Regions from separate parts of the Homo sapiens genome. Here region 1 is linked to region 2. A link is a loop called in an ENCODE intact Hi-C map of the cell type or tissue named here. Cell type or tissue: Caco-2. All regions are shown on one strand. Links, peaks and the distances in the headings refer to the core of each region. The heading gives the core; the rest is flanking DNA.

Region 1 (12,850 bases), core at 6,441-8,940, 120 kb after region 2:
ACCTCCACCTCCTGGGTTCAAGCAATTCTCCTGCCTCAGCCTCCTGAGTAGCTGGGATTACAGGCACCTACCACCACGCCCGGCTAATTTAGTAGAGATGAGGCATCACCATATTGCCCAGGCTGGTCTCAAACTCCTGAGCTCAGGCAATCCACCCACCTCGGCCTCCCAAAGTGCTGGGATTACAAGCATGAGCCACCGCACCTGGCCTAGACCCAGCTTTGATACTTCCTGGCTGTGTGACTTGGAATGAGTTATACAACCTCATTGTCCTTCAGTTTCTTTGTTGATAAAACAGGAACAATGTCAGTATCTTCCTCGTGAGATTGTTTTGAGGATTTAGCAATATGATAAATGCCCAGCACTTAGAACAGAGGATGTCAAATAGTAGATGTTTAAAGAGTGTTAGCTATTAATTTTTTTCCTAGAATTTTCTATCAGTGTAGCTCAAGAAACCTATGAATATTTTTGACTGCTTGTTTCAATTAATCAATAAAGCAATCAATTAAACAGCAAACATTTGTTGAGTGCCTCTCTGTGCCAGATGCTGAGAAGAAGGGGAATAAGACCCCTTATCTGGAGGAGTTGATAAGTTGAGTTAGTTAAGAACTAACATCCTTTATATTTGTTTTATTGTCTCTTTTTGAAAAAAAAAAAACATTTTAATCAAAGGTATACATGCACATCATTTAAAAAGGCATGGTGCTTCATGTCTGTTATTCCAGTGACTCTGGAGGCTAAGGTGGGAGGATTGCTTGAGGCCAGGAGTTTGTGACCAACCTGGGCAACATAGTGAGATCTCATCCCTAAAAATAAAAAATATATTAGCTGGGCTTGGTGGCTCATGCCTGCAGTCCTAGCTACTTGGGAGGCTGAGGCAAAAGGATTGCTTGAGCCGAGGAGTTCAAGGCTGCAGTGAGCTGTGATCACTCCACTGTACTTCAGCCTGGGCAACACAGTGAGACTTTGTCTCTAAAAGAATTTTTTTTTTTTAATTTTAGTTTTTGAAAAAGTTAAGCCAGGCATAGTGGCTCATGCCTGTAACCCCAACACTTCGGGAGGCTGAGGCAGGAGACTTGTTTGAGCCCAGGAGTTTGAGACCAGCCTGGGCAAGATGGCAAGACCCTGTTTCTATAAAAATAATAAATAAATAAATAAAAATAAAAGTATTGTTAAATAGTATTAAAGAAATTACAATGGTTCCCTGTATCACTCTTCACACTCTTTCGTTGCTTCTTCCTAGAGGCAACTACTTTTGATTCTTTTAGCCATTTCTTCTTGCATATACATCTCAGTACTTCTAAATGATATGCCTAGATATACTGTTTGCAATGGTGACTTTTAGACATAATCATCTGTTATGATAGATGAACATCCAACTCTTATACTATCCTTCCTTATTGTTCCCATGCCCCACCCTCCCAAGATAATACAATTTTTGATTAAACTTCTGTATTTACCTAACTTTTTATGCAAATACAATTTCCAGTTGAGCACTGTGAACTATGGTTGCCTTTTCTAGTTTTTCCTGAAATTGTTGCCTTTTTTCCTATTTGCCTAATTTTCTTTGTACCTCTTCTAGCAGACGCACCTTCTAATAGACACCAACATTGGATGGTTTATCACTTTCTTTTTTTCTCTTAGGATAGCCCACTCCCCACCCCACCCCCGATCCCTTTCCTCTTCTGAGTTGAATGCTCTCCAGGCTGTTGCAGAGCTGTCATCTATCTTGAGTCTTTCCTTCACTGTGGACCTTGGAATTCTCTAGATTTTTCTCCCAAGTTGGATTCCTCATCTCTTCTTTTTTGGTTTACTCTCTTATTTTGGGGGAGAACATCCTCCAGTAATCAGGTTAAAAAGGATCTTCCCTTAGTCCCCAGTGTTGTGAAATTTCACAATAATCTGCCTGGATTATTCTGGGCCCTCAGTGGCCCCTTCAGGAAATCTGGAAACTTAAGTCTTTCACTTCTGAGAAATTTGCTTGAATAATTTTACTGACGATTTCCTCTCGTTGGCTTTCTTCTCCCTTGTTTGGAAACTCTTGTTAATCAGATATTCAGACCCCTGGATTGGTTCTCTAATATCTTCATTTTCTTGTTTTTGTTTTCCCCTCTGTCATTTTACTCACCTTTCTAGAATGCCTCAATTCTATTTTCTGGTCCTAGGTTCCTTTTTATAGTTTCCTACTCTTGTTTCAAAGGTATGTCATTGTCTCTTATTTCCCTGAGGGTATTCATGATACTTTTAAAGTTTTAGTCACTGTGTATTTTATTTCCTCCGAATTGCTTTTATCTATTTGTTTTGTTCTCCAGTTTTCTTGCCCTGGGCTTTCCTTAGACATCTGGCACCCTTGGATGTTTGTTCAGGATTAGAGGACTAAAAAGTGGATTGGATGCTCTCAACTTGCAGGCAAGGCTTGTTGACTTTGAGCTTCACTGTAGGGTGAGCTGGAAGCACTGTTTGTTTTAGGAAACTTTTTTGCTTCAGTATTTTCTGACCTTTTTTCATGGACTGGTCAGATTCCTCAGAAAGAAACCTTTCTAATCTCCTGCCAAGGTTACAAGTATGCTGTCACTGTTCTGATGGCCAATTGGGGAAACAGAGCTGGGGAAGAAGGGCTGCGGGTCTCACCATTTTATGGTTTGTGTTACTGTTCTCAAATCAACCGCTGTGCCAATTGACCTCCGGTCAGGAAGGATTCCTTCAAAGAATAAACCTGCCATCTTGTATGGGGGAGGGGAAGAGGACATACTCAGTGATGTGGAGCAGAGAGGGGAATGAAGGCTCTGATTGCTTCTCACACAGCTTTTACCCAGCCCATCCTAGATTGGTTTCTTTCACCGTAACCTTCAGTTTCAGAAGCACTATCTGAAACTGCCAGTTCCTGAGCCTGTTGAGGACTCTGCATTGTAAATTTTGTTGGTTTTCTGGTTTTGCCACTGTTGGCTGAGACCTCGACATTCTATGATGTGCTAAATTATGTCAGCCCTAACTACATTTGAGCTGCATTGTGTATCAGGATTATATTTCTCTCTCTTTCTCTCATTCTGTTTTCTTTATTCTCTCCTTCTGGGTATTGGCCTTCCTGGATGGATCCTGTTTTTAAAAAAATCTTCTTTCCCTTTTCAATCTCTTTGTCTCTATCTTATACTTCCTGTGAGATTTCCTCAAGTTTATTATTTAACCCTTTCATTGAGCTTTTAATCTCTGCTATCACATTTAGAATTCCCAAGAGCTCTCTTTTTAAAAATGATGTCTTGTTTCATGAATATATCTTCTATCTCTCTGAGGACATTAATATTACCTGAAAACATTTTTTTATCTCCTTGTTTATTTCTTCTGAATTTCTTATTTCTGTTAGTTTCCTTCAAGAGAGTTGCTTTTCACAAATATCTTGGCCACTTATTTATTTTTGTTTTTTAGTTATTTTTTACAGATGGGAGTCTCACTTTGTTGCCCAGGCTGGACTCAAACTCCTGGGCTCAAGGAATGTTCCCACCTCAGCCTCCCTAGTAGCTGGGATTACCAGCTTGTGCCACCCCACCCAGCACTGGTCACTTATTTTTAAGGGAGAGGCACTAAAATGTTGATTGGAAGCCTTATTTAGGGGGATTTCATTAGCTGCTGGGCTTCTCTGAAGGGTGATCTGGCAGGTCTCCCATTTTTTTCCATTGGAAGAACTTTAAATGTGCAAAGGCAGGTTTCCCTTTGATATTTAGTTTCCCCTGAGGGGAGTTGTCTAATCTCTTGCCTAAAGGACAGAAACTTGCCTTCCAAGCATTCTGAAGCTGAGCCTCCAAAAGGTTGACAACATGGGCAATATTGGTGTGGATGTGTGTGGACATGTTTCCTCATTCCAGTTTGACCCTATCCCCTAATCCTGTTTTTTGCTGGTATTGCACTCTGCCCACTCTGGTGGCTGGAGTCCTACAGGCAGACTGCCTTGGCTGCTTAGTGTTATTTTTTCTTAAAATTTGTTTTTGTAATGTCCTTTAAGTAGGTTTGGAGGAAATAAACACACATCTTTAACTCTTCAAGTAAAACTAGAAGTCTTGCTTTTATAATGATTCATATCTGCTTGGCCAAATCATGCCTTTCTGAACTTGGGTAATTGTTTACATGGAGCTTCACTTCCCTGCATCTTTTTCATCAGACAAAGCATACTGGAATTTTGATTCTCTCATTTAATATACAAATAAGAGTATTTTGGTGCTGGCTTTCAAGAAGTTGGGCTAGGCTTCCTCAGGATTCTGGAATGTGGGTCAATATATCAACTTCTGCAGGACAGCTGTGGGCAAGAGAAAGAAGGCTGATACATGGAGCAAGTGCACTTGCTGTGTGTGTGAGGGTGAGAGAGGGACATGGATGTGATGCGACCCGAACTGACTTGTATGCTGAAATAACAGCATGCACTCATCCTCAACATGGCACCCCTGCTCTGCTTGGGCACCTCTGGGAAGCTGCACTGATGCCCTTGAGTCACGCTTTGCTCTGCATTTGCATATCCAGATTGCCAGGTCCTCTCCTCCCGAGCAGAGTTTCTTGAGAAAGCCCAGGTGGTGCAGCATGGCCTTTTTGAAGGCTTGCCTGCAACTCCTGCTCCAACAAGAGGTCATAGCCTAATTAAGATAGTGTGGCCAGTGGTAAATCTCAATTCTAACTGGTGAGAACCATTGTTATTACGTTTGAGTGGGAATATAATTTTATTAAAAGCTTAAAAACAAACAAAACTCAAAGAATGAATGATTTCCAAGTTGTATTTAGAAAATTTAGAACTTAATGAATGGTTGCCTTGGAAGTCTTTCGTACCTAGCCACTAAGCAAGAAATACCCATAAAACAGTACTTTGCCAGCTTATCCTAAATTACATCATGATTTTGAAAGTAATAAAAATATTTTTAAAAACTTCTATAAATTACTTAAAGTATAAAGGGGGCTGCTTCCCCAAAGGCTTGGGCAGGGCAGCTCGTCTGCAGATGGGCCCAGGGGTGTAGCAGCACTTCTTATGGAAAAAAAAAAAAGTATAAAGTGGGTTTTCATGAATTCAGACTGGCTGTCATCCTATTAGTTCAAAATGACCCATATTTTCAAGCAGATTGTAAGGTTTTCTTTTGAATTATCTAAGGACACTTTAATGGAACATGAGGAATTTGCTTGCTGTTCTAATCTGGAGCCCAGGAAGCTGGTTTGATGTCAGGGCCAAGCTGTGGAATGGGGTGGGATAGTGCTCTGGTTAAGGTTGGCATTCAGTCCTCAGCTGTCTGTCCTATCCATGTGTTTGCCAGTCTCCATCTACAGGGCAGGAGGGAAGGGGAAGCCAACTTGTTCTGGCCTTGGGTGTATTAGAAAACATCTGCTAAGAGAAGCGTTTTTAATTAGGAGTAGAATACCCCTGCTAACCAGAAGTGGTGTAGATGGAATGTGGAATTTTTATAACAATTCTTAAGAAGTTCTTAAGCTAATATACTTCACCTTCATGATTATTCATAAGCACATTATGAATTATTATTAACTTTGTAAATGTTCAATGGATTTTTTATTTGTGACAATGACATTTATAGAATTTATTTTCCATGCCTTATATGTATTGTGGTTTAGACTTAAGGTAGTTATAAAATCCTTAATTGTATTGCAAAATTCAACTATGACATCATCATTTGCTAATTCATGTTTCCTAAACATGGGAATGAAATTTACTCCCAATAATACTATTGCAATTTTTTAATGTCCTTAGAACCTTAACCTTTTAAATAAAGGGTAAAAATAACACCAGAATGCCTGTTAATATGTAATTTTCTTCTTAGACAAAAACTTTAATAGAACCTTTAATTTCTATCATGGTGAGGACAGAGTTCCTTTATGGAAGTATTGGTAAAATGTTAAGATGTAAAAAATTGAGCCCTGCTTCTAAGCAACTGAAATGAAATGAGTTGGGATTCCGGTGGCAACATCCGGGATTCCAGGTGTTAAGGCATAACACAGCTGGAAGCTCATCTTTCAGAGGTTGCTAGTTGAGGAGTCTTAGTGGAGCCGAAGAAGGGAAGTAAAGCAGCAAGGATCCTGTGGCATGTGAAATGCTGTGTTACTTATCTTTCTTTTTGTAACCATTTATCGTGGAAAATTTCCAGCATGAAGTTACACAAAAGTAGAGAGATTCATATAATGAACCACCGTTGTAAAAACTTATTTTTAACCTAACACCTTCAACCTGGTATGGGAAAAAACAAAGTTCCAAGTATAAGTCCTTTTAAACATGGTAGTACTTAAACACCACAGCCAGGTCATATTTCTTTGCTGTTTTGTCCACTCCTCCTCCAACAAATACCAGCATAATACAAATGTGATTTTTTTTTTTTTTTAACAATAACGAGCTTTCTAAATTTTGACAGCGGTATATTTCTTTGGAGACACATTGATTTGATAGGGCTCAGGGCAAGCTCATGGGAATGAACCTGGGCATCTGACCTGAGAGGTCTGCTGTCTTAAGTCAGGTATGCATGGAGTTCATGACAGAAGAAGCAGGTGCTAAAAAGGCACAGTCACATGTCCACAGTGGCCTGGGGAAACCTAGCAGACAAGGGACACACTTGACTCATGGGCTTAAAAGACGCCAATGTTCTATGGTCCCTGAGAGCTGGTGGAGGTGAAGATGGAAGCTTTGTGCGCTGTGGGCCCCATCAACTCCACTCGCCTTTTGGGCCCTTAATGACAGCTGTTGCAGGTGAGCACTCCAGGGAGCAAGGCTGCACATTCCTTTTCAGAGGAATGTTACTATTTAATCTATTGCATGGAAAGCCCTAAAACCCCCTAGGGCCTTCCAAAAATAGATGGAGTTAGTCACTAGTGACATTTACAGGGGTTTTTGTTTTTCCCTCCTTCTCCCCTTCTCAGGAATAGCAAAAGTTTTTCTTCTTTCTACGTAGTGAACTTATCTCCCTTGAGTATTTTTTTACCATGAAAGAAAGACACAGTTGAAGTCTATATGGTATTTACTGGATTTTATTGCAAAAAAACACACAAAAAACCGAAAACCACCACACATACACACACCCAGAACGCAAAACCAAACCCAAAAAATGAAAATTCTGTAGCCCATATGAGATGTTTCAATGATGTTGACAATGGAGAGGGCTGAAATGGAAGCTATTAACTAGAAAAAATGGGGGTGAATGTGAAAAGCTGAAAGGAATGGCTCCTCTGAAGTAGAAAAAGTCTGAGATTTCTCCGCCCTTCATTTGGATAATGAGTGCTTTCCAACCAGTAGGAACCCTGGAAATGTTTGTGTAAGTGCTGCAGGAGTCTCTTCTCATCACAGTGGTAGGTGTCCAGGACTCATAACTGCTTTATAGGATTGAATGTCATCACATGTGCCTGGCAATAGGATGTGCTAATTGAGAAAGAAATCCAATGAGGGTAGCGTGCCAGTAACCAAGGGGGAGGCCGGACCGCTTATTCATTGGTCTGTCCTTTCGTTTATTCAATCATTCATTTTTTCATCCATCCATCCATCCATCCATCCATCCATCCATCCATCCATCCATGCATTCATTACTTCCTTCTTTCCCACTGCAGGGCTGTGGACTGGCTTTCTTGACTATTCCTCTTCTTCCTTCAGGTCTCACTTCCTCAGGGAAGCCTCCCCTACCCCCTCCACCTCCACTTAACAGGTGGATCACCTCCTTAGAGAACTGTAAGCCATGGTAAATAATAGACACACTCAGTAAATATTTGTTGAATGAGTGATCAAGCTAATCCATTCAGACATGCATTTTTCCTTTGTCTCTTCACTAAGCAAGAATTTACTAACAATAGCTCTAGGCAGGTAGGCCAGGGCTGGCCTGAGAACAGCACTTTGCAACTGAGAACTCAAAACAACTCAGGCCCCACCTTCTTCAAAATCCAAGGTTGCTGAGGGTGAGGTGGATTTCAGCCTGTGTCTAGGGGTGGAAGTTCATGGAACTAACCAGAAAAGGATAGAGAGATAGGAAACAGTGGAAACTCTGTTTACATTTCTGCCAAGCTCATGTGACTCAGAATTTGAGGTATATCGTTTTCCTTGTAAGGAAGCTGCAGCCAAGAGAGATTAGGTGACTTATTCTGAAGTCACGGAACTGATGAACTTGGTTCCCTGAGATTTCTTAGAACTGATTAAAAGTAGTTGCAGCCTGAACTGTGGGAACTTGCAGTATGTTTTGGTGCTTTGAATTTGAAGGGGACAATTTATTTCCAGAGATATGAAAGGACCCAGAGTGTGGATCCCAGAGGAAACATCTGGAAGAGAAAGAAAGGGAATCCCTCAGAGTCACAGGGCTTTTCTACCCTACCGCAGTGGCAGAAGAGCAAGTGCCAGCAACCCCATCAAGAAAACATTCTGAGGGGTTGGTGCGGTGGCTCACGCCTCTAATCCCAGCACGTTGGGAGGGCGAGACCAGCATGGCCAACATGGTGAAACCCGTCTCTACTAAAAATACCAAAATTAGCCAGATGTGGTGGCATGTGGCTGTAATCCCGGCTACTCGGGAGGCTGAAGCAGAAGAATCACTTGAACCTGGGAGGCGGAAGTTGCCGTGAGCTGAGAACGTGCCACTGCACTCCAGCCTGGATGACAGAGCGAGACTCTGTCTCAAAAAAAGAGAAAACATTCTGGGAAGGGGCTGTTCCTTTAGCAGTTGATTTAACCGCTGCTGAGCTTTAACAAAAAAATCAAGCTTTTCTCGTGGCACTGTATAAACTTCCATATGGTTGTCAATGTTCCACTTAACTCACCTGTTCTATTTATAGGCCATCAATTGTGTATTTTCAAAATAACTGCACCTCAAATTTTCAGGCTTTTAGTGGGTACAAAGCCCTTTCATACACATGGGGCTCACTTGGCTCCATGTGAACAAATTGAGGCTTAGAGACATTGGCAGTTTGCCCAAGAATCAACCCACAGGCTAGTGGAGGAGCATGAGCTTGGGCCCTTGTCCCTGACTCAGCTCCTATACTTTGTCCTGTGTGCCACAGGGGAAAGGAAATGTTTCTCCTGCAGGATGGAGATTAAGGTTTTGAAAACTCTCAAATTTCATTCTTTCCAGTTTTATCGAGGTAAATTGACAAATAAAAATTTGGTATATCAAAGTGATGACTTTATATATACACACACACACATATATACACACATATATACACATACACAGAGTAATGATTACCACAGTCAAGTTAACACATCCATCATATCACATAACTACCATTGTGTGTATGTGAACACTTAAGATCTACTCTCAGGAAATTTCAAGTAAACAATACAATATTATTATTTATAGTCACTATGCTATATGTTAGACTCCCAGAACTTACTCATTTTATTACTGAAAATTTTTACCCTTTGACCAACATGGAATTCCATTTTTCTACTCAATCCACGTATCATCCTTCTCAGAGGCATGCTTTACTTCCCTGAAACTTCTCACCACAGACTGGAGCAAAAGGTGACAGAGGTGAGCGGCAATCTATAAGGATAATGGCAGTGAGCCATTCTCCAGCATCCACTCTGTGGCAGACACCAAGTGCTTCATATACGTGAGTTCATTTCATCTCACCATAAATCTGTGACATGGGTACTATAATTATTCCCATTTTACACATGTGGAAACTGAGGCACAGAGAGGTAAAGACACTTGATTAAGATCTCACAGTGGGTTTAGTATCTGAGATCTACCACCACAAACTGAGTTTTTAACCTATGTGACTCATTCACCACCACCACCACGACACCAAACCAAACTGACTTTTAACCAGTGTGATTCGTTTCAATGAAGCCTTTTGAGTACAAAGGGAAGGCGAGCATCAGTATGGCATTGCGCAAAATATTCTGAAAACTCTGGGGCTCAAAAAAATGACTTTTCTTTCGCAATTAATTTTCCAAACAAGTTACACTTCGGGAATAAGCAATCCACACACAACAGTACAACACTCACAACTACTGAAGAGTGTAAAACTGTCAGTCCCCCTCCACCCTGTCCCCAGACGCGCCGGGCCACACTTGCTGTTCAGTTTCTGGTGTGGAAAAGCCATTTGGAGAGCAGGAGAAAGAAACGACGCGGGCAGGGGGGCGAAGGGGGGCGGTTTGAGAGAGAGCGGGAGGTCGGGTGTCCTCGGAGTTTCCTCAGGCGAGGACCTGGGCGCGTCTGGGCCACCGGGGGTAGGGGTGCCGAGGGCGGGAAGCGCTCCACCGAGGTCCCGGCGAGGATCCAGGCGTATCTGGGCGGCCACAAGCTCGCCGGCCCCCAGGCAGAGGGAAGGGCGGCGAGGAGCGTGGGGCAGCGCCTGGGGGAGAGGAGCTTGGCCGGAGGGCGGGGGATTCTGAGGTAGCCTTGGCGACTTTCGAGACTACCCAGGCCGAGCACACCCAGCCCCCTCAGACCCAGGCATTTCTGCGTCCTCTGGTTTGGAGGGAACCCAGGGGGCTGAGGTGAAGCAAGCCAGGACTGTTTCTCTGACTCTTCTGGAAGACGACCCGCTGCTCGGGCCGCCTCATCACTGCGGGCCACGAGGTGGGTAAAGCTCCTTCCTTAGCTCACCTCGGACCACCGGGCCTGGTGGCCACTTCCAGGTTTCCCGGGGGTGGGGGGCGGAGGGATCCCTGGAGGCTGCAGCGCCCGGAGGAGGCGGGGAGGTGGGCGAGCGGTAGGCGTCAGGCAGTGCTTCACAGGCTGTAGGCGCCCAAGGAGCCAACCAGAGAAGAACAAAATGGCAGCCATGACGCCACACCTGGCGGCCGCACACAAACACACACGGGGCAGACGTTTGCTGATGTTTGCACAGGGCATTCTCTTGTTCGTCCTGATTCTTTGTTGATGGTGCTGTCTTTGCCCGGATTGGCTACTTTTTTCCCCTTTTGCTGTCCAGTTTCCTGTTTATCCTTTAAGACTTGATCAGATAACTCCTTCCCTGGGCCCCCACTTCCCCCTCAACTCCTGCCCCTCTGTCTTTCCGTGACTGGTGTAAAATGACCTGCTAGGGAGTCAGCCTAGGGCCAGGAACTTCTTATGTTTCGGGGTGGTTTTGCTCAACTTTGTCCTTCCAGTGCCTGGCTTTCAATCACTACATTGAGGTGGTGTAGAGTTCCTGTGGGATGCTCCGAACTACACCGGGGGTACCACTTGTCCATGTGAAAGATCCCTCCATGACAGTTTTGGTCGTCTAATGATCTGCTTTATTTTTATTTTTTAAAATTGCTAGTGTTCTCTGTTTTGTTGCAATTTTAGTATACGGGATGCTGAAGCGAGCACATGATCTACCTTTTGGAAGCTTGGGAGACCTAGTGAAATAATGGTAGAAATGGACCTATGAAAATCTGCCTTTTGCTTGAGAGTAGGGCTAAAATGTCCACTACACTCGGTAATTTTGACTTGAGTGAGCATATCTGGAACAGGGTGTACTGGAAACTGGAAAATATCCTTTTTTTTTTTTTTTTTTTTTTTTTGAAACGGAGTCTTGCTCTGTCACCCAGGCTAGAGTGCAATGGCACGATCTCGGCACACTGCAAGCTCTGCCTCTCAGGTTCACGCCATTCTCCTGCCTCGGCCTCCCAGGTAGCTGGCACTGCAGGCGTGCCCCACCACGCCCGGCTAATTTTTTTTTTGTATTTTTAGTAGAGATGGAGTTTCACCGTGCTGGCCATGCTGGTCTCGAACCCCTGACCTTAAGTGATCCACCCGCCTCGGCCTCCCAAAATGCTGGGATTACAGACGTGATCCACCGTGCCCGTCCGATGACCTATATTAATACGTCACCCTAATCATTTAATTATCTTAGATATCCATTAAAGTACTGCCAAGTTTGGACGTTTAAAAGAAATACCCAGTTGAGAAATCTTATCTTGTTCCTGTGAAGGAAATGTGAAGTATGTTGAGATGGCCTGAAGAAATACTGCATATGATTGGTATTTCCTCCATCTTGCTATTTTTCTTTTTTCCCAGTGCCCTTCTTCATTCCAGACATGGTGCTTTGAACAATTTGACTTGGAGGCAAGATTGCGATATAGAAAATGGGCCACTGTGGAGGAGATAAGTAAATGCTTTGTCGCTTCTAAGTGACAGGGGAAACTGATCACGATTGGTATACTTCTGACATGTAACTTTCTATATCTTTAGAAGATCGTCAGGGAAATAGAAAAAAAAATCTGAAATCTCCAAGTAGGTTCTACTTTGTGTGGTTCCAACTAAATGAACTAAATTTGTGTTTAAAGATTGTAAGTCTACATGTAATGGTGAAAGCTGAAGGTTTTACACTGCACAGAAATAGTGATTTCCCCCCGTGGAGGGCAAGAAGACCGGAATAGGAGGGGTGGGTGGGGGAATCAATGTGTAGGCCAAATATTTGAAATTTCAGTGCAATCTTCTTAGTCATCACTTTCATTTCTGTCTTCTAGGGAAATCTGACACAGCTAGAAAGCAATGGAAAACACTAAGAGTTGCATCAGATGTTGAAGAGGAACTGATATTATGGGATAAAAAATGATTCTTTAAGGGAGATAACTGGTCATTTAAAGGTAGCAGCCTTTTTGGGAAAAGCTAACAAGTGTTCCCGAGGCCAGCCTGTCTCTTGTTAGCAACATTGGCCCTGTGTTAGAAGGAAGAGTGGATGTGTTTTGATGCTATTCCTTTTCCTCTCAGCATAAATTTGCAAGCATGTACTGTAAATGAATTTTCATGTCTTTTCAGGATGTTTCCCTATAGAGCAGTTTCTAGATTGACTCTGTGGAACAGTCTACAATAGATTTAATATGGTTAGGATTTTGCCTAATTCTGATTGGTGAGTGGTTTTCTTTTATTCATTCTTAATTCTGCATCTAATATTAGCTTAC
Region 2 (12,850 bases), core at 4,791-7,290:
TTTTACAAATATTGAATGTCTACTTAATTCTCTTTAAAAAAGATTCTAATTCTCTGATTTTATACTTCATCTTTTCATTCTCATTGTCAATCTTTACCCCTCTTTTCTTTAACATATTAATTATAGTTATTTTGAAGTCTTTCTAGCTAACTTCAATATCTGGATCATCTCTACCTGCTTCCATCTCTTGGCTACTAGTCACTTAAAAAGTAAAAATAAAAATAAAATTTTTTTTTTTTTTTTTAGAGATAGGGTCTTGCTCTGTCATCCAGGCTGGAGTGCAGTGGCACAATCATAGCTTACTGCAGCCTTGAACTCCCAGCTCAAGTGATCTGCCTGCCTCAGCCTCCTGGGTAGCTGGGACTACAGCTGTGTGCCACCATGCCTGGCTACTTTTTTTATTTTTGTTTTTTGTAAAGGTAGGGACTTGCTTTGTTGCCCAGGCTGGTCTCAAACTCTTGTCTCTAAGCAATGCTCCCATCTCAGCCTCCCAAAGCACTGGGATTACACGTATGAGCCTCTGTGCCTGGCTGGCTATTAGTAACTTTAACCAGTTTCTTGCCTGGTAAACTTTTCATGCTAGATATTATGAATGACATTTTATAGAAACTCTGGATCATGTTAACTTCCTCCAAAGAATGTTGAATTTTGTTCTGGCTGGCAATTAAATTATTGACAGATAATTTTAATTCTGATGAAAATTGGGTTTAGGCTTTGCTATGGTGGGTTTACATCAGTTTTGACCTTACTCCTCGGGTATAATCCTTACTCCTAGAGGGTAATGTACATTTTTAGGACATGACCTTTTTTGCTTTGTGACTCATCTGGAAGTCTGGGAATTCACCAATATTTCTTTACCCTGGCTGGATTAGAATGCCACCACATTCCCAGCACTGTGTGGCCTCTGAGATTTCCGTTTAGCTCTCCAGCCTCCCAGCAGTTATTCTCTGATAGACCCTGGGTGTCTTACCCTACAGTCAGGTCATATGGCCTGGGCTCAAGGACCTGAGAAGAATGTTTATAAACTTTCAGGGTTCAATCTCTGAAGTCCTCTTCTGTGTGATTCCCTGCTCTGCAGCACCTGGCTTCCAAATCCCAGCCACTGTGGCAGGCACAAATTCTAGTTTCTCTTTCCTCTGCCCTATACAAATGCAACTTTCCACTTGGACTCAACTTCCCAAGCAGTGGGGGACATGAAGCTCACTTCGTTTGGTTTCTTTCAAACATCATAACTGTTTTAACTGGTGTCCAATCCCTGAAAATTGTTTTATCTATTTTGGCCAGTTTATGGTAGGAAAGCTAAGTCTAAGACTTACTCTGTCATGGCTGGAATTGGAAGTTAGAGACAACTTTCTTTTTTCTTTTTTTTTTTTTTTTTGAGACAGAGTCTCGCTCTGTTGTCCAGGCTGGAGTGCAGTGGTGCGATCTCGGCTCATTGCAACCTCCGCTTTCTGGGTTCAAGCAATTCTCCTGCCTCAGCCTCCTGAGTAGCCGGGATTACAGACGCGTGCCATCACGCCCGGCTAATTTTTGTATTTTTAGTACAGACAGGGTTTCACCATGTTTGTCGGGCTGGTCTCCAACTCCTGACCTCGTGATCCACCCACCTCGGCCTCCCAAAGTGTTGGGATTACAGGCATGAGCCACCGCCCCCGGCCTATTTTTTCAATTGACACAGTTGTCAATGAGAGATGGAGTTGACGTATATGCTTGGCTTGATCTTATTTTTCTTTCGATTTCTTTTTTGGTTATACTTCCTTTTAAGTAAACAGAGGCTCTAATTAAAAGTGTTGATGTGGATGAGTAGATTATGAGAATTTTTAAATGCTTTGAAAAGAACTCCTGTGAGTTATTTTTCATTGAAAAGATCTCTGTAGAGCTGTTAGTTTAATTTCTGTTTTTTAAAGTATAAGATTCCTCTCTGAAAGCCTGTAGCTGTAGGAAACTCAGCCTATGTCAATGCTTTTTCGGTTTTTTTTTTTAAAGCTCAGTTGGAAGAAAATGTGTGACTGTCATTTTGCTTTCTGATTATATCAGAGAATGCATAGATCTAAAAATGATGGCAAACAAGATAGGCCTAATCTCAAATAAAACAACATTTTGAAATACAACATATTAGGACATATGGGGGTGAACCTAAAAGTCTTTTTAATGTTCTGCATGCTACAACTACTTAAGTTTTGGATGGATGCAGTGGCTCACGCTTGTAATCCCAGTGCTTTAGGAGGCCGAGGTGGGCAGATCACTTGAGGTCAGGAGTTCAAGACCAGCCTGGCCAACATGACGAAACTCCATCTCCACTAAAAATACAAAAATTAGCTGGGTGTGGCAGTGAGCACCTGTAGTCTGAGCTACTTGGGAGGCTGAGGCACAAGAACTGTTTGAACCCAGGAGGCAGAGGTTGCAGTGAGCCGAGATCGCGCCATTGCACTCCAGCCTGGGCAACAGAGCAAGACTCTGTCTCAAAAAAGAAAAAAGACTACTTAAGTTTTAAATTCTTAAATAATAATAGAGATAGGAGGCAGAGAAATTCTGGGCAGACAGGATCGGGTCCCCGGTGAAACCCCACCTTCACCCTCAAAAACAAACAAACAAACAAACAAACAAACAAAAAAACAGCCTGAAACCGGCAGCCCAAAGTGAGAACTTCTATTGCTGTTTGCCTGTTCTCTCCTGATTGGTTCTTTCTGAATAATGCCTTTTTTTTCTTTACCAACTGAATGTTGCCTTTTTCAAAACTACCTATGGCCCAACCTGCCCCCATCATGTGCCTATAAAGACCCCAGACTTGGTAGAGGGGAAATGGCCTGACTTCAGAGAAGAGACAACCTGACTTCGGGGAAGACGACCTTCCCTTCCCGTCCCCTTTCCAACTCTCCTCTTCGCTGAGAGCCGTTTTCATGGCTCAATAAAATTCTCTGCCTTCAGCATCCTGCAATCATCTGTGTGACCTCATTTTTTTTTTTTTTTTTTTTTTTTTTGAGATGGAGCCTTGCTCTCTGCCCAGGCTGGAGTGCAGCGGCGCAATCTTAGCTCACTGCAACCTCTGCCTCCTGGGTTCAAGTGATTCTCCTGCCTCAGACTCCCGAGTAGCTGAGATTACAGGTGCCCGCCACCACACCTGGCTAATTTTTGTATTTTTAGTAGAGATGGGTTTCACCATGTTGGTCAGGCTGGTCTGGAACTCCTGTCCTTGTGATCTGCCTACCTCGGCCTCCCAAAGTGCTGGGATTACAGGTGTGAGCCACCGTACCTGGCCCAAACCAATGTATTTCTTAAATATATTTGATTGCTGTTTTGTACCTCCCTAAAATATATAAAACCAAGCTGTACCCAGACCGCCTTAGGCACATGTTCTCAGGACCTACTGAGGGCTGCGTCACGGGCTATGGTCACTCATATTTGGCTCAGAATAAATCTCTTACAATATTTTACAGAGTTTGACTCTTTTTGTCAGCACTGCTATAACAAAATACTACAGACTGGGTGGCTTAAATGAGAAATGTATTTTCTCACAGTTCTGGAGGCTAGAAGTCTAAGATCAAACCTGTCCAACCAGACCTGTTGACAGTTTTAGTTTCTCTTGAAGTGTCTTTCCTTGGCTTGTAGGTGGCCATCTTCTCACTGTGTCCTTACCTGGCCTCTCCACTGGCACGTGCATCCTTGGTATGCTTTTGTTTTTTTTTTTTTTTTTTTTTTTTGAGACAGGGTCTTGCTCTGTTACCTAGGCTGGAGTGCGGTGGCGTGATCCTGGCTCACTGCAGCCTCAATCTCCCAGGCTCAAGCTATCATCCCACCTCCGCCTCCCAAAGTGGGATTACAGGTATGAGCCACTGCACCCAGCCCCTTCCCCTTCTTATAAGGACACCAGTCATATTGGAGTTAAGCACACCTATATACCTTCATTAGCCGTATTACCCTTTTTAAGACCTTATCTTCAAATACAGTCACATTCTAAGGTACTAGGGGTTAGAACTTCAACATTTAAGTTTTAGGATGATTCTGTTCAGTTTGTAACAATGATCTTGTGTAATCCCCTCCCCTTGAGTGTGGGATGGATCTAGTCACTTGCTTTTAATGAATCAAATATGGCAAAAGTGATGCTATGCCACTTTTGATATTAGGTTACAAAAGACTGTGACTTCTGTCTGATTCAGTCTCTCTCCCTGGCTCTTTTTGCTTGTTCTGATGCCAGCAAGCTGCCATGTTGTGAATTGTCCTAAGGAGAGAGCCACATAGCAAGGAACAGAGGGTGTCCTTCAGCCAACTGCCAGCAAGGAACTGAGGCCCTCATTCTGACAGTCTACTAGGAATCCTGCCAACAGCCATGTGCATGAGCTTGGCAACAGAGTCTTCTGCAGTTCAACCTTAAGATGACTGTAGCCTTGGCTGACACCTTGATTGCAGTCTGGTGAGAGGCTTTGAGCCAGAGGATCTAGCTAAACTGCACTGGCATTTCTGACCCACAGAAACCATGAGATAATAAGTGTTGTTGTTTTAAGCCACTGAGTTTTGGGGTAATTTGTTACAAAGCAATAGATAGCTATTATTATTGTTTATTGTTATTATTTATATTATTTTATTTTATTGTTATTTATTGTTGAGAACAAATAATAGTTACCACCCATGACTAAAGTTGGTCCTTTGTATCCATGGGTTCCACATCCATGGATTCAACCAACCATGCCTTGAAAACTACAACAAAAACTACCCCCAATAATAAAAAAAATACAACAATGAAAAATAATACAAAATTTTCTAGGCTCTCAGGCCTCCCTGGTAAAATAAAATAAAAAAAACCCAACAAATTAAAAAATACAGTATAACAAATATTACATAGCATTTACATTGTATTTGGTATTATAAGTAATCTAGAGATGATTTCAAGTACGTGGGAGGATAGTACATAGGTTATGTGTAAATATTTTATATAAGGGACTTGAGTGTCCATGGATTTTGCCACCTGAGGGGGTCCTAGGACTAATCCCCCATGGATACTGAGGAATGACTGTATTTATGTATATACAACGCTATATTTTTCCATATATTATTTCCTTAATCTTCACAACAATCTTTTAAAATCCTGTTTATAGACAAGGAAACAAGTCTAAAAGGTATTAGATGTTATGCCCTAGTTCATACATCTAAAAATGATAGATCAGGGATTTGAACCCATAGGCTGACTCCAGACCTGGCACCAGGAGAGTCTACATAATTTATGGGGCCCTGTGAAAAACAAAAATATGGGGCTCCTTGTTTGAACATTGTTCAAGATGGTGACAGCAGAGCATTAAACCGTGGTTAGGGTTATTTTGAGTACAGGGCTCTCTGTGCCTGCGCAAGTTGCTTTCCCACTGAACTTGCCCTGCCAGCACTCTTGCTTGCTACGCAATATTGCCTCCCATCTATAAATAGGAAAATATTTCAGATGAGGGTCCTAAAGCCAGTTGGAAAAAATGACAGGATCAGGTGTCCTCATTCTAAACCTACAATTTATTTCTCTGCATCACACTGCCACTCTAGGGCAGTAAACTCACACTCTACCTAACACCTTACCTGGGCTTGAACCTCCTGCAAGATCTTCACACTGATGGACTATTCAGCCACGTTGCTAGGAACACTGATGCCCTTCCTGCTTGAATGGCCATATTCTAGCACATGTTCTACTGAGGGCATATTGCCTGCATAGGGAAGGGGCACACAGCACCAGGGAGCACTGCACCCAATTCCAGTACCATCTGGTGAGCTCTTTGCTATCTAGGCAACTATTTCCTTGATGGCTTCCTGTCAGTAAAGGCAGGCAGGATGGCAGATGGCAGTAAAGAGTTAACGCAGCAGGCCTGGGTTGTCCAAACACCACACATTCCAAATGTCTTTAGGACCGGACTTTGACCACCTGCTGATAAGCTCCAAGCCCTTGTAAAATCCCACCATGAGAGTTTATTTGTATACCTGAGGCCATGGGCCCTTCTGGATATTATATATTAACAATGTAATTTAAGATGAACACCTGTTTTTGTTGTTTTTTTGCCTGAGGGCCTAGGCCACTGCCTTACCAATTTGACCTCTGAGGGCAACTAGAGACTTACATTGTTAAGGTTAGTCATGTGGTTACTCCATAAAAGCCCTGGATACCAACCTTTGGGTGAGCTTTTCTAGTAGGCAACACTTCACATCTATTGTCACACATCATTGCTGGGAGAATTTAGCACTGTCTGTGCAACTCCATTGGGAGAGGACAACTGGAATCTTATACCTGGCCTATGCCCTTTGTTAATAATGACTGAGATTTTTTTTCAGGATTAATGAAAACATCAAACCTCAGATTTAGGGAATTCCCTTGCTGATTTTAAACTCTATCCTTGCCATGTGGACCTCTCCATAGGATAATTCACAGCATGGCAGCTTGCTTGCATCAGAACAAGCCAGCAAAAAGAACCAGAGAGAAAGAGAGGGAGATATTTAGCAAGACAGAAGTCAGTTACAGTCTTTTGTAACCTAATATCAAAAGTGGTATATCACTTTTGCCATATTTGATTCATTAGAAGCAAGTGACTAGATCCATCCCACACTCAAGAGGGAATTACACAAGGTCATTTTGTTGTGAAGATGAGAACAATGACTTCCAAGCTCTTTAAATGTTGGACTGGGAACTGGAAGTCCCCATTACACTACTAAATTAATACACATTCGCTTCTTTGTCTTGTTAAAGAAATATGGATTGTGAGTGGAGTCTTCCAGCTTTCAACAATGGGAGAAATATTTGTTATGATGAGCAAAACAAAATACAAGAATGCAACATATTTGTAGTCTAATTTTTTTTTAGCCCTGAATTCAGAGCTTCAAATATAATGTAATCTTAACATGTTTCTTTTCTTTTTCTTTTTTTTTTTGAGACGGAGTCTCACTCTGTCGCCCAGGCTGGAGTGCAGTGGCGCGATCTCGGCTCACTGCAACCTTCGCCTCCGGTTCAAGGGATTCTCCTGCCTCAGCCTCCCGAGTAGCTGGGACTACAGGCGCCTGCCACCGCGCTGGGCTAATTTTTTTTGTATTTTTAGTAGAGACTGGGTTTCACCGTGTTAGCCAGGATGGTCTCGATCTCCTGACCTCGTGATCTGACCTCGTGATCCGCCCGCCTCGGCCTTCCAAAGTGCTGGGATTATGGGTGTGAGCCACCGCGCCCGGCCAACATGTTTCTTTAAAAAGCACAGAAATAAAACTAGAAGGAAGTATTCCCAAAGATTAACAATGAGTAAATATTGATCTTAATCATAGTATATTGGAGGATATTAGCTCTTCTTTCTTTTTTTAATTTTTTTACAACCTTAGCATACACCAGAGGATGCTCTTATTTTTGGTTTTATTTTCTACATTGAGCATATATGTCTTAAAACTTCCAAAAAATGGAAAAATATGTTTTCCCCTGAAGTTGTCATGGAATAAGGAACAAGGTTTCTTAATTTGGGAGCATATGCTTACTGAAATGGCTAATTTTATTTATTTGTTTTTAGAGACAGGGTCTCACTCTGTCACCCAGGCTGGAGTGCAGTTCTGTAATCATAGCTCACAGGGCCCTTGAACTTCTGGCCTCCAGCGATCCTCTGGCCTCAGCCTCCAGAGTAGCTGGGACTATGGGTACATGCCACCACACCCAGCTATTTGTTTTTATTTATTTATTTATTTATTTATTTTTTATTTATTTATTTAGTAGACATGGAATCTTGCTATGTTGCCAAGGCTGGTCTTGGACATCTGGTCTCAAGTGATCCTCCTGCCTTGGCCTCCCAAAGTGTTGGAATTACAGGCATGAGCCACTGTGCCCAGTCTGGCTTATTTTAATATGTGGTAATTACTGCTGACATGTTAGGAAGTATGCTGAAGAAACATGAGCCTCGTCCTTGTTGCTATAAATTGACCATTCCCTATTGTGTTTGTCTTTGTTATCTCTAACCAGTAGAGTGAATAGTGTGATGATGTGAAAAGGTTTGATCTGTACTGGCTGTTTCCCAGTCTCCCTGGAAATACCAGCAAGATAAATTCCCCATTGTGCTGGATGATTGTGAGTGAGCTACAAGCAGAACTTGATATGCTGAAACATAACACAATTTGTAAGACATTACTGAACTTCTTAGGCAAAAGCAGATATCAAAGTATATGTTGATTAAATGCATATTGCTGAGATTTTCTTCCCCTGAAATTCACCTACCCAGATGATAAGTAATTGCACCACATCTCCTACTTTCCCTGTTAATTCTAGAAGTCTGTAAGAGACGTGCTTTGTGTTACTTCATCTTACTGCTTCTATCCTTTTGTAAATTACCAAAGATCACTATTAATTTGAGCTCATGACATCTTTCTGATATTTTCCTTTGGTACATGTGGAACTGAGTGATAAATGTGGTTCTTTGTCATGAGCACTATGGTCGTAATACCTTCCATTTATATTTGTCCCTTCCTTTGATCTCTTCTTTCCCCTGTGCATCCTGAATCACTTCAGGCCCCCATCTCTCTTTGGCAATCATGATTCCTTCCTGTATTTGCCCCTGTTCTCCCCATCTCATGCCAGCCTTCACATTGTCTTTGGTAAACTTCCTCAGACATGCTGTTCACAAAGCTTAGATGGCTCTGCACTGCCTGGCTGTCATGTTCAATCTCACAGAACGCTATGGTGTCCCAACCTGTCCTCATAACCCCATTCTCCACTGTGGCACCTCATCGCAGGGTGCGGTCAAGCTGGAGTTCTTCATATCCCCAGAACCATCATTCCTCTGCATCGTGGCCCTCACTCTTTCTTGGGTCTGGGAGGCCCTCTCCTCATCTCTGCTGACAGCAATCTTACTTGTCTTTATGACCTGCTGCAGCATGAGACACTCATGAGGTCATCTGTGATTCTTGCTCGACCCTCTGCCTCAGGCAAATCAAATTTTCTTTTCTTTTCATTCCTATTATTATTTTTCTTTATTACTAATATGGCAGTCAATCTCCTATTTGAAGTACAGTTATTCTCATGCATGCTTATTTCATCCACAAATTTCCAAATCTCCACAAAGATCAAAACTACCATTGTCATCTGTGTCTCTTCAAAGTGCCAGACAGGTGTTGTTGTCATTGATGAATTAGCATAGCACTTAATGATTTACAGAGTGCTTTGACAAACATCTGTTCTCTCATCTGCCCCAGCCAAGTCTCACAGGTAGGCTGAGCAGGTATTATTGGAATTACATAGATGAAGCCACTGGGGTGCCAAGAGATTGTGTGCCAAGAGCTTAGTTGCCAATCGGTGTGGACAATAACAATTGGATGCCTGCAATTTATCTCATTTAATCTTCATATCAACCATATGGGGAGGGTAGTGTCACCTGTGCTTTACAGGTGGGGAAACTAAGGCCCAGGGACACTTGGAACAACTTTCCTAATACCCTAACTAGATTGTGACAGAATGGGGGCTCACAGCCAGTCTGCCTAACAAGTAGCACCTACCTTTTTCCACTGAGGGGTACTCCATTTCTCTAATTTGGCATTGAAGATAATTAAATATGAGATTAGCAAGTGTGGCTTCTCTTTAACGTTTAGTCTACACCTCTTGGGGCAAACATGGGTGTCTGATCATTTGGGGACTGTGGACTTTGGAAGCATCGCCCCAGGACCTCGGTGTCCAGCAGGGGGAGTGGGAGAGCAGCATCTATCTGGTAAGAGGTATGAGCTCCTGTCCTGGTGCTGGTGGCTTTGCTGTCTTAATATCTCACTTGGCTTCTGGCTGGTAGTTCAACATCAGTGGTTTGCTATTGTTTTCCCTTTGCTACGAGGAAGGCCTCTGCCATTACTGTTGACCTGTCTTAGATGGCGCGAGAATTGATGTCACAGAGAAACGCTGTCTTTGATTCCCTGTGCTTCATAGGGCAAATAGAATGAGAAGCCACATGGGTTAAGAAGCCCACCTGAGAAAACATGGTAGGACTATAGTATGTGTTGTCTTGTCTTTTCTGGAACAAGGGCAAGCACAAATAAAAATAGAACATGGGAGATGGTATAAACTAGTGGGGAGACTGGGCCCCTGACAGGCAGAGTGTAGAAGGCAGATGGTGGAGGTGGGCCAGGGGAGGGGCACAGAAGGCTCAGGAGGCAAGTGGTGAGGCCACAAGGGTCCAGGCGGGTAGCGATGGGCTGAGCGTGGTACTGCATGCCTTGGCAGCTGGTGGGTTATGTTTGGCCTGCAGAGATAACATTGAAGTAGAGATGGCAGGGATACAGTTGCGGTTGAAAGCTAAGTAAGGATGCAACAATGTACAAAGCTCCGAACTGTGGCTGGAATTGGGCTTTGAGGCAGGGAGCTGGAAGTCTGGAAAGATGAACTGGGGCCTGGCATTGAGCTTGTCAGCATGGGGTTAGGGGAATGCTTATGGCATGGAGGAGGGGATGTACTCATAACCCTGAGAAGGCAGGCTGATGCTGGCAAGCAGGTAGTGGTGAACGCCTAAGGAGGATGGCACCAGAGAGGACCATGGCTTGGCAGAACTTGCTGCAGGAGTCCTGCACCTCTCTTTTCAAGGTGCCCATCTGTAGTGCTTTCTGAATCCAGCTCCCCACATTGTTTGTCCTCTGGTGGGCCTGCAACCAGTTCTGTTCTAGAATTACTTGCTTAGTGAAATGTTGGTAGATGACACATTGCACTTTGATGGTAGGAGTGGGGGCGATAAATTTTGGAATTAAAAATTCTTCCAGAGCCAAGCAAATACAGCTTTTTTGGCCAGTGCCTGGATGGAAGGAACAGACACAAGTGCACAGCAGTGTCACGTACATTACCTCACAGAGGAGGTATTTTGAGATAGGAGCCATGCTTTACGCCCCCTCAAGTATGCCTTGCTAAACATCCTGATTACTCAGAAGATGGTCATCTGAAGCCGAGGGGTCTAAGATTCCTGGTGGCCACCTTGACTTGCCTCCCAGCAAAATCTGCTTTCTTTTTAATTTCCCGGTCTTCAGCACAAATGCATTCTTCTCTTGATTTGTGACAGGCTGAGGAGAAATTATTAGGTTCCTCTTCCTTCTGTTGTTGACTGAGATTCAGATGCGCATAGGTTTGAGCTTCTCTGATGACCCAGGGAATAGTTCCAATTATTTAGTGGAAATGAAGCAACTGTTTCAACATGAGACCCACAGAACTTAAGAAGACATAGTGCCAAGAATTCATTTCCAAGTAGTTAGGGAAACCATTAAGCATTTTTGGTTACTGATGCCAAATTAAGAAACTCACTTAAGCTAAGGCTCATTGTTGGCTTATCAAAATCATAGTTTTGAAAACTCAAAGCATTGAAAAAATGTTCTTTATTAAAACCAAGGAGAAGAAATATGTCTAAATGAATTTTTTTGATGCAAAATCATGATGTGTGTTTAAAAATAACATCCTCCCCCCAATTTTAAAAGTGGTGAATGCTCATGGTAGAAAAAATTGGGAAATATGAAACTAAAAAATTAATTAAGAACATAGCATCTGTAATCTTCTACTTAGAAATGTCCTCTCAAGATTTTAGTGGATTCATTCTGGGCTTTAGTTTTCAGTGTGTGAACTGGCTTTTGTTTTTTTTCTCCCAATAATGCTATGTAGTGAACATTTTCCAGTGTCATTCAGAATAATTACAAACCTTTTAAATGGCTGCATAATCACTGTGTGAATGTGCCATTATTTAATTTTTCTATTTTAGAAATATTCATCTTGAAATAATTTGTCTTACCCAAAGTTGCAAAAACAGCACAAAGATTTTTAGTATACTTTTCAGCCAGCTTTTGCAAATGTTAACATCTTGCATAATCATGTACAATGATCAAAACCAGAAAATTAACTGTGATACAATATTTTAATCTTCAGACCTCACCCACATTTCATGAATTGTTCCACTAATATCGAGGACCATGTCATGCATTCAGTTGTAGTGTTTCCTTAGTTTTCCCCATTTGGGGATAGTTCCTTCATTTTTATTTGTCTTTTATTACCTCAATTTATTTTGTAGAATGTTCTTCAATTTGAGTTTGCTTGACATTTTCTCATGATTAAATTCAGGTTATGCATTTTTGGTAAGGATACCACAGGGATGACGTGCCCTTCTCTGAATCTCAGTGCATCAGTTCAGAAGGTGATGTACCATAATTTATTAAGCCATTTTTCTGGACTTAAACATTTAGGTAGTTTCTGATTTTTACATGTAATTCTGCATCTTTATATCTGATTCTTTTCTTTCTTTCTTTCTTTCTTTTTTTTTTTGATACAGAGTCTTGCTCTGTCACCCAGGCTGGAGTGTGGTGGTGCAATCTCAGCCCACTGCAACCTCCGCCTCCTGGATTCAAGTGATTCTTGTGCCTCATCCTCCTGAATAACAGGGATTACAAATGCACATCACCACACCCGGCTAATTTTTATATTTTTAGTAGAGATGGGTTTTGCCATATTCCTCAGGCTGGTCTTGAACTCCTGACCTCAAGTGATCCGACTGCCTTGGCCTCCCAAAGTGCTGGGATTACAGGAGTGAGTCACCACACCTGGCCTATATCTGATTATTTTCTAACAAGTGATTCTTAAAAATGGAACGACTCAAAGAATGTAACTTTTTTTTTTTTTTAAGAGACAAGATCTGGCTCTGTCACCCAGACAGGAGTGCATGTAACCTAAACCTCCTGGGCTCAAGCAATCCTCCTGCCTCAGCCATCTGAGTAGCTGAGATTATAGGTACAAGCCACTGCATCTGGTGTAAACATTTTTAAGGCTTTCACCAGCATATTTCAAAATTTTTTTCCTGAAAAGTTTTATCCATTTACTCTTATGAATAGAATGCCTCTCTCTCTGACCTTGCCATCA

The links. Peaks named below come from ENCODE experiments on the same cell type or tissue, not always from the same donor. Only the 100,000 strongest peaks of a DNase experiment are listed, where the experiment ranks them.
Region 1: it touches region 2 in a loop (8-fold over the local background); 2 of 110 quality-filtered maps call a loop at or near these places.

The regions. Positions count from the first base shown.
Region 1 is chr7:22,663,030-22,675,879 of GRCh38, reverse strand. It overlaps LOC401312 (a long non-coding RNA gene), which reads left to right and starts at 10,347. Exons shown (of 5, transcript NR_122075.1): 1 at 10,347-10,535; 2 at 11,964-12,798. RefSeq lists enhancers at 6,438-7,066, 9,684-10,290, 10,291-10,899, 10,900-11,507. In Caco-2, for the core only: no CTCF peak of the experiment used is centred there; DNase peaks (open chromatin) are centred at 6,679 and 7,869.
Region 2 is chr7:22,779,623-22,792,472 of GRCh38, reverse strand. No RefSeq gene overlaps it. Among named protein-coding and RNA genes, the nearest start is that of TOMM7, 37 kb to the left of the region's middle. RefSeq lists an enhancer at 9,929-10,429. In Caco-2, for the core only: no CTCF peak of the experiment used is centred there; a DNase peak (open chromatin) is centred at 5,962.